2 separate regions of the Homo sapiens genome follow, and region 1 is linked to region 2. The links are chromatin loops, found by intact Hi-C in ENCODE. Cell type or tissue: breast epithelium. All regions are shown on one strand. Each heading gives the region's core, and the rest is flanking DNA. Links, peaks and the distances in the headings are about the cores only. Region 1 overlaps LOC101927967 (a long non-coding RNA gene). Region 2 overlaps LOC101927967 (a long non-coding RNA gene).

Region 1 (2,927 bases), core at 123-2,622, 66 kb before region 2:
TCCCGTAATATATGTTGTATTATTCTCCCTTCTACCTTTCTTGCTTTAGACCTACAGTAGCCAATTATGTTTGTCCACAGGACATAAAATTTTATGATGTTATTCCTTCCAAAACCCAGTTTTTCTTCTAAGGAGAAAAAGTTTACATTTTCCAAAAGGATGTATAACTTCTCAGCAGAGAAAAACAACCATGTGAGAAGAGAATAGGACATGAATATCCTCTCTCTCTTTCTCCCTCTTTCAGATACAGACATTCATCAGATGCATGGCAAATTCATAGAATACAAAAAGACAGTTTCAAGAAGAATAAAGCATGACAACATTAGCAACAGAGCAGTATCCACTATTCTGACTGTGCATGTGTGTGTGCATATGTGTGTGTGTCATTTCCCTGTCATATTGTCATTTTTGTTTTCTTGTGCTATGTAACAGAGTAGTTTGGCCAAGAGTCTGAGTTTTCTTTCTCAGAAATAAAAAAAAGAAAGGACTGTAAAGGAAAAGATCATAAGAGAGAATTGAAAGAATGTTGCCAAAAACCTGCTATCATAAATATTAAGCACATAGGAAGCAGAGGCAAGGTAGCAGGGTGAGACTCAAGAAAGGGAGTAGCTGACTTAAGATACAGGAGAAATAAAAGAACCAAGAGCAGTACTGAAACGCAGAAAGTAGGTTGTACTATTACAAATTTGACAGGATTGTTTAATGGAAGCTAATTTCTCTTTTATTCTTGCAACTGTACCCTAAACACTAAAGAGTGAGAGGCGGGGCCGGGTGCAGTGCCTCACGCCTGTAATCCCAGCACTTTGGAAGGCCGAGGTGAGTGGATCACCTGAGGTCAGGAGTTGGAGACCAGCCTGGCCAACGTGATGAAACCCATGTCTACTAAAAATACAAAAATCAGCCAGGTGTAGTGGTACATGCCTTTAATCCCAGCTACTTGGGAGGCTGAGGCAGGAGAATCGCTTGAACCCAGGGGGCAATGTTGCAGTGAGCCGAGATCACACCACTGCACTCCAGCCTGGGTGACAGGGCAAGACTCCATTGCAAAAAAAAGAATGAGAGGCATCTGTTATCTTCCCCCTCAAAGTCAGATAAATTTCATGTCCTAGGAATTGTGGAATCTCTGGATTTGAAGGGACAACAGTAAAATCCCAACAATATTTTGAAAAATATTCAAATTTTAGAAGAGCAATGTTTCAATATATGGAAACACAAAAAAGACATAACTGAAAAAAGCTATATACCCTCAAAGACAGTTTTACTAGAGTATTTTCCAAAAAAAAAATATCCCTATGGCCAGTCCTACTTTCAACACCTTGTGTGGCTATGTGCCTCCTATGGGTCTTGTCAAGAGCCGAGCTGAGCTGGGGAGATATCAGCTGCCAGAGGTCCAGTAAGCGAATTATGACAAGTCAAATGAATGTAATGGTCAAACCTTTAATCATTTACTGCAGTAGTATGAATAAGAGGCTACACAGGAGAAAGTGCTGGTTCCGACAATGTTCCATTTTAACCCCTGAAATTGCCCTAGTTGATGGTCAGGGTGATCCCTGAAGATATGGGGTTTGTCTCACTGTAGAGAAATCTGGGAACAAAAAGTTTCTGCCATTTTATAGTCCCAAGGGATGAGGGAAGAGAGATGGGAAGTGCTAAGAACAGAGTAGAGAAATATATTTTTAAAAAGCCCTGATAAGTGATCTGGACAGAGGAGCCTGAGACAGGCCGTTGCAACAGGCTCTGATAAAGAAGCCTCAAATTGGAGGCACTTGGACTAAGAATTCAGATATATGTAAGAACATGGACAACTAAGGGATCCTGAGTCCTTGACTGCAACTTTTTCCAGAGAGTGCAATTCACTGGCTGTGTACCAAGTCTGGGGTGGGCAGTGTGGTATCCCCTTGTGAGTCTTGTCAGAGCAAAGCCTTTGCAATTGCCTACGATTGAATGTGAAAAATGACACATAGGATTTTGGTCTGAAACCAGACAACTAGGTCTGTCTACGTGAATGATAGTAGAAACAAGATTAGTAGCCAACTAAGCTGGAAGCTTTTAATGAGCACAGGTCTTGGTTCCATGTATTGAACAGATCATAAGGGGGAGTAAATGTGGGCATGGGGAAGTGCTTTACCCCAATTTTCTGGTCAGTGTAAATCTCCATGGAGCAATTATAAAATTGCAGTGAGGAGGAAACAGCTCCCCAACCTTGACCATGATTGAGTGAGATAAATATTTCTTACCCCAAAAAGACAAGCTATTAAAGAACAATTAAATGGGATTAGAAAAATTAAGTAATGTAACATTTCTTAAACTGGAATATATAGAGCAAAAATTATACAGCTACAAAAATTATACAGCTATAAAAATATACTAGTTAGGATTGCATTCAGGAGAAAGTAACAAACTAAAACTTATTGCAAATATAAAGCCATTTTAAATTACATAACAAGACAACAAGGTATAGGCAATTTTAGGTTTTGTGTAATGACTCAGTTATGAATTCAACCCAGGATCTGTGTCATAATCCCTATAGTGCAGGTGGTTTGTGTTTGTGCTAAATGCCTCATGATCATTGGAAGAAGGTAGTGCTGTAGATGTCATGTCCATTATTGAGTCAGGGAGAAGGGATACAAGGAGCAAGTTAAGCAACTTTCTTTCATGCTTGATACTTTAAAAGAAAGCAAGACTTTTCCAACAAGCCCCCCAGATGACGTCTGCATATATACCACTGGTTAAAATTGACTCATACAACTACTCTTATCTGCAAAGTAAGCTGGAAAACCAAGTATCTCTCTAACAACTATGTAGACTTGAAGTCAATTTGTAGTCTACTATGTAGACTTGAAGTCAATTAATTTGTGTACACAAATTAAAGCTCTATTTTTAGAAATTATTCTAATTCTTAGCATATCAATATTTTCACTCACTAT
Region 2 (2,927 bases), core at 320-2,819:
TACTGTACTCCCTCTACGGTGTCTGCGCACCTAATGCTTCCTGGTGAGACAAGAACTTAGACCAACCTGACCTAAGGAGCAGAAAGACCGTAACACTATCCATTGTTTCCTTTATGAATCTTTCTTGGATAAATGTTTACATATACACAAAAATATACATGCACAAGAAAAATCATGGAATATGCTTATGATATTGAAATACCAATTTATGTTTACCACTAAAAGAACTCCAGCAAATTTTTCAAAGTATCTTCACAATTATTTATGATATTGAAAACTGGGAAACAACATAGTACCTACCAGGTGAAGAAAACATAAATAAAATATAGAATATTCATTTATTGAATCAATACAGCACTTACAACTTATAAACTGTATTTCTCTACAGATCTAATTCTAAAACATCATATTTCTTGAATAAAAAAGTCAAAAAGCATGAATAGTATGATAGATTTATGTAAATGTTAAAAAGCATAATACTATGTTAAAGAATAATTACATTAGTACAGATATATAGATGCTTAAAATATACAGAAATGGATTTCCTTTAGAGAGAGAGGAATGAATAAATATTAATTCAAACAATGTTACAAGTGGGGGTACAAAGTATGTTTCAAAGACAGCTGTATTTGTGTCATCTCATTTTATTAGCTGATGGAAAATGCAAAAAAATATGGCAGAAGACTTAGTGGAACATGTTGTTCATTATATTAGTTTCATTTTTTATTATTTAATTTAATTTAATTTATATTTATTTATTTATTTATTTATTTATTTATTATTGTTATTTTTTTGAGACGGAGTCTGGCTCTGTTGCCCAGGCTGGATTGCAGTGGTGCGATCTCGGCTCACTGCAAGCTCCGCCTCCTGGGTTCACGCTATTCTCCTGCCTCAGCCTCCAAGTCGCTGGGACTGCAGGCACCCACACCACGCCCGGCTAATTTTTTTTTTTTTGTATTCTTAGTAGAGACAGGGTTTCACCGTGTTAGCCAGCATGGTCTCGATCTCCTGACCTCGTGATCCACCCGCCTCGGCCTCCCAAAGTGCTGGGATTACAGGCGTGAGCCACGGCGCCCAGCCCTATTTATTTATTTTTTGAGAAAGAGTTTCTCTCTTGTCGCCCAGTCTGGAGTGCAATAGTGCCATCTCGGCTCACTGCAACCTCCGCTTCCTCGATTCAAGCCATTCTCCTCCTGCCTCAGCCTCCCAAGTAGCTGGGATTACAGGCATGTGCTGTCATGCCCGGCTAATTTTGCATTTTTAGTAGTGATGGGGTTTTACCATGTTGGTCAGGCTGGTCATGAACTCCTGACCTCAGGTGATCCACCCATCTCAGCCTCCCAAAGTGCTGGGATTACAGGAATAAGCTACTGCTCCCAGCCACTTTTTTGTTATTTTAAATGAATAACATTTACAGAATTTTGCTAGCCAATATTTTTTAGAAGTTCACAGATTAAATTAGAATACGCTATTATGGAGATAGAACTTCAAGGAATGGTGTGGGGACAGTGGAGAAACAGAATAAATTCAGTAAGGCTTCAGTGAAAGTGAGATTTTATTATTATTATTATTTTTATTATTATTATTATTATTATTATTATTATTATTATTATTATTATTCCCCACTGTTTTCTTCCCTGAATCCGGGAAACAATCTCTGCCGATCAGATAAAAAGACAGCTAATTCTATCTGCTGTACTTCTACTAGTCTGATATCTTTCTGCTCATATAGTATTTTTCATATTTGATAAGGGGATAATATTTTAAGAGAATAAGTCAATATAAAATAAGTGGCATGGAGAATAACTGGCACTGATGTAAGCAATATTTAACAACTTCAGTCATTTTTATATCATCTTAACTATATAGTGTACCTGCACACCACTGTGTTACTATTACTTATTTAAATCCACTTGTTTCTCAATATTTTTAAAAAAATACTGAGAATTATATCTCATTTCATTTAAAGAAATTCCCAGCTGGGCTCGGTGGCTCATGCTTGTAATCCCAGCACTTTGGGAGACCGAGGCGGGTAGATCATTTGAGGTCGGGAGTTGGAGGCCTGCCTAACCAACATGGTGAAACCCTGTCTCTACTAAAAATACAAAAAAATTAGCAGGATATGGTGGTGCATGCCTGTAATCTCAGCTACTTGGGAAGCTGAGGCAGGAGAATCCCTTCAACCCAGGAAGCGGAGGTTGCAGTGAGCCAAGATAGTGCCACTGCACTCCAACCTAGGTGACAGAGTGAGACTGTCTTAAAAAAAAAACAAAACACCCATATCACTTGCCAAATTAAATGTAAAATAATGCAATTTAAAATAGATCAAATCATATAATTAAATTAAAAACATATTAAAATGAGATAGATTACAAAACAAAAGTCTTGACCTAGTTTGCAAAGATATGTATCTATAAATAATTTAAAAGAAAAGCATGAGGCTGAAAACAGTCAAAGCATTTGATAATTGATTGATGTGACCTAGTTAAAAATTAGAAATTATAACACAAGAATTTTAATTCTGTCCTACAGTTATGATGCTCTATATCTTGAGATTTTCTACTCATAGATATCTAGTCACAAATGGTCAAAATTGTTTAACTGTGATTTCTCCTAGGATAGGTTATTATGCATAAATTTCTTAATAAAATAGAAATTGTGTGTAACCAACTCACCTCAAAAATTCATCAGAACAAGCTTCAGATTCCATCTGTCATCTGATTAGTTCTTATCAGGTAATGCTCACAGAATAACAGCAAAGTTCCTCATCCACACACCAACACTAATTCGTTTGGGAAAATAAGGCTTTTAAATGGCTTACCAAAGCCATTTAAAAATCTCTTCCTGAAGTTCAATATATTTTTAGTGAGTTCTTAGATGAAACTATAATCCAGTTACAAAAGTCTACACGTATTTCACCAATTTTT

Evidence for each region. Hi-C counts contacts between places; a loop is a spot of excess contacts. Peaks named below come from ENCODE experiments on the same cell type or tissue, not always from the same donor. Only the 100,000 strongest peaks of a DNase experiment are listed, where the experiment ranks them.
Region 1: a loop joins it to region 2, with 22 times the contacts of the local background. A loop is called at or near these places in 2 of 110 quality-filtered maps.

Annotation. Positions count from the first base shown.
Region 1 is chr2:78,221,881-78,224,807 of GRCh38, forward strand. All of the region lies in intron 1 of LOC101927967 (a long non-coding RNA gene), which reads right to left. Among named protein-coding and RNA genes, the nearest start is that of SNAR-H, 270 kb to the left of the region's middle. In breast epithelium, for the core only: no CTCF peak of the experiment used is centred there; no DNase peak of the experiment used is centred there.
Region 2 is chr2:78,287,713-78,290,639 of GRCh38, forward strand. LOC101927967 (a long non-coding RNA gene) reads right to left here. Exons shown (of 4, transcript NR_110288.1): 1 at 2,676-2,927. Among named protein-coding and RNA genes, the nearest start is that of SNAR-H, 330 kb to the left of the region's middle. In breast epithelium, for the core only: no CTCF peak of the experiment used is centred there; no DNase peak of the experiment used is centred there.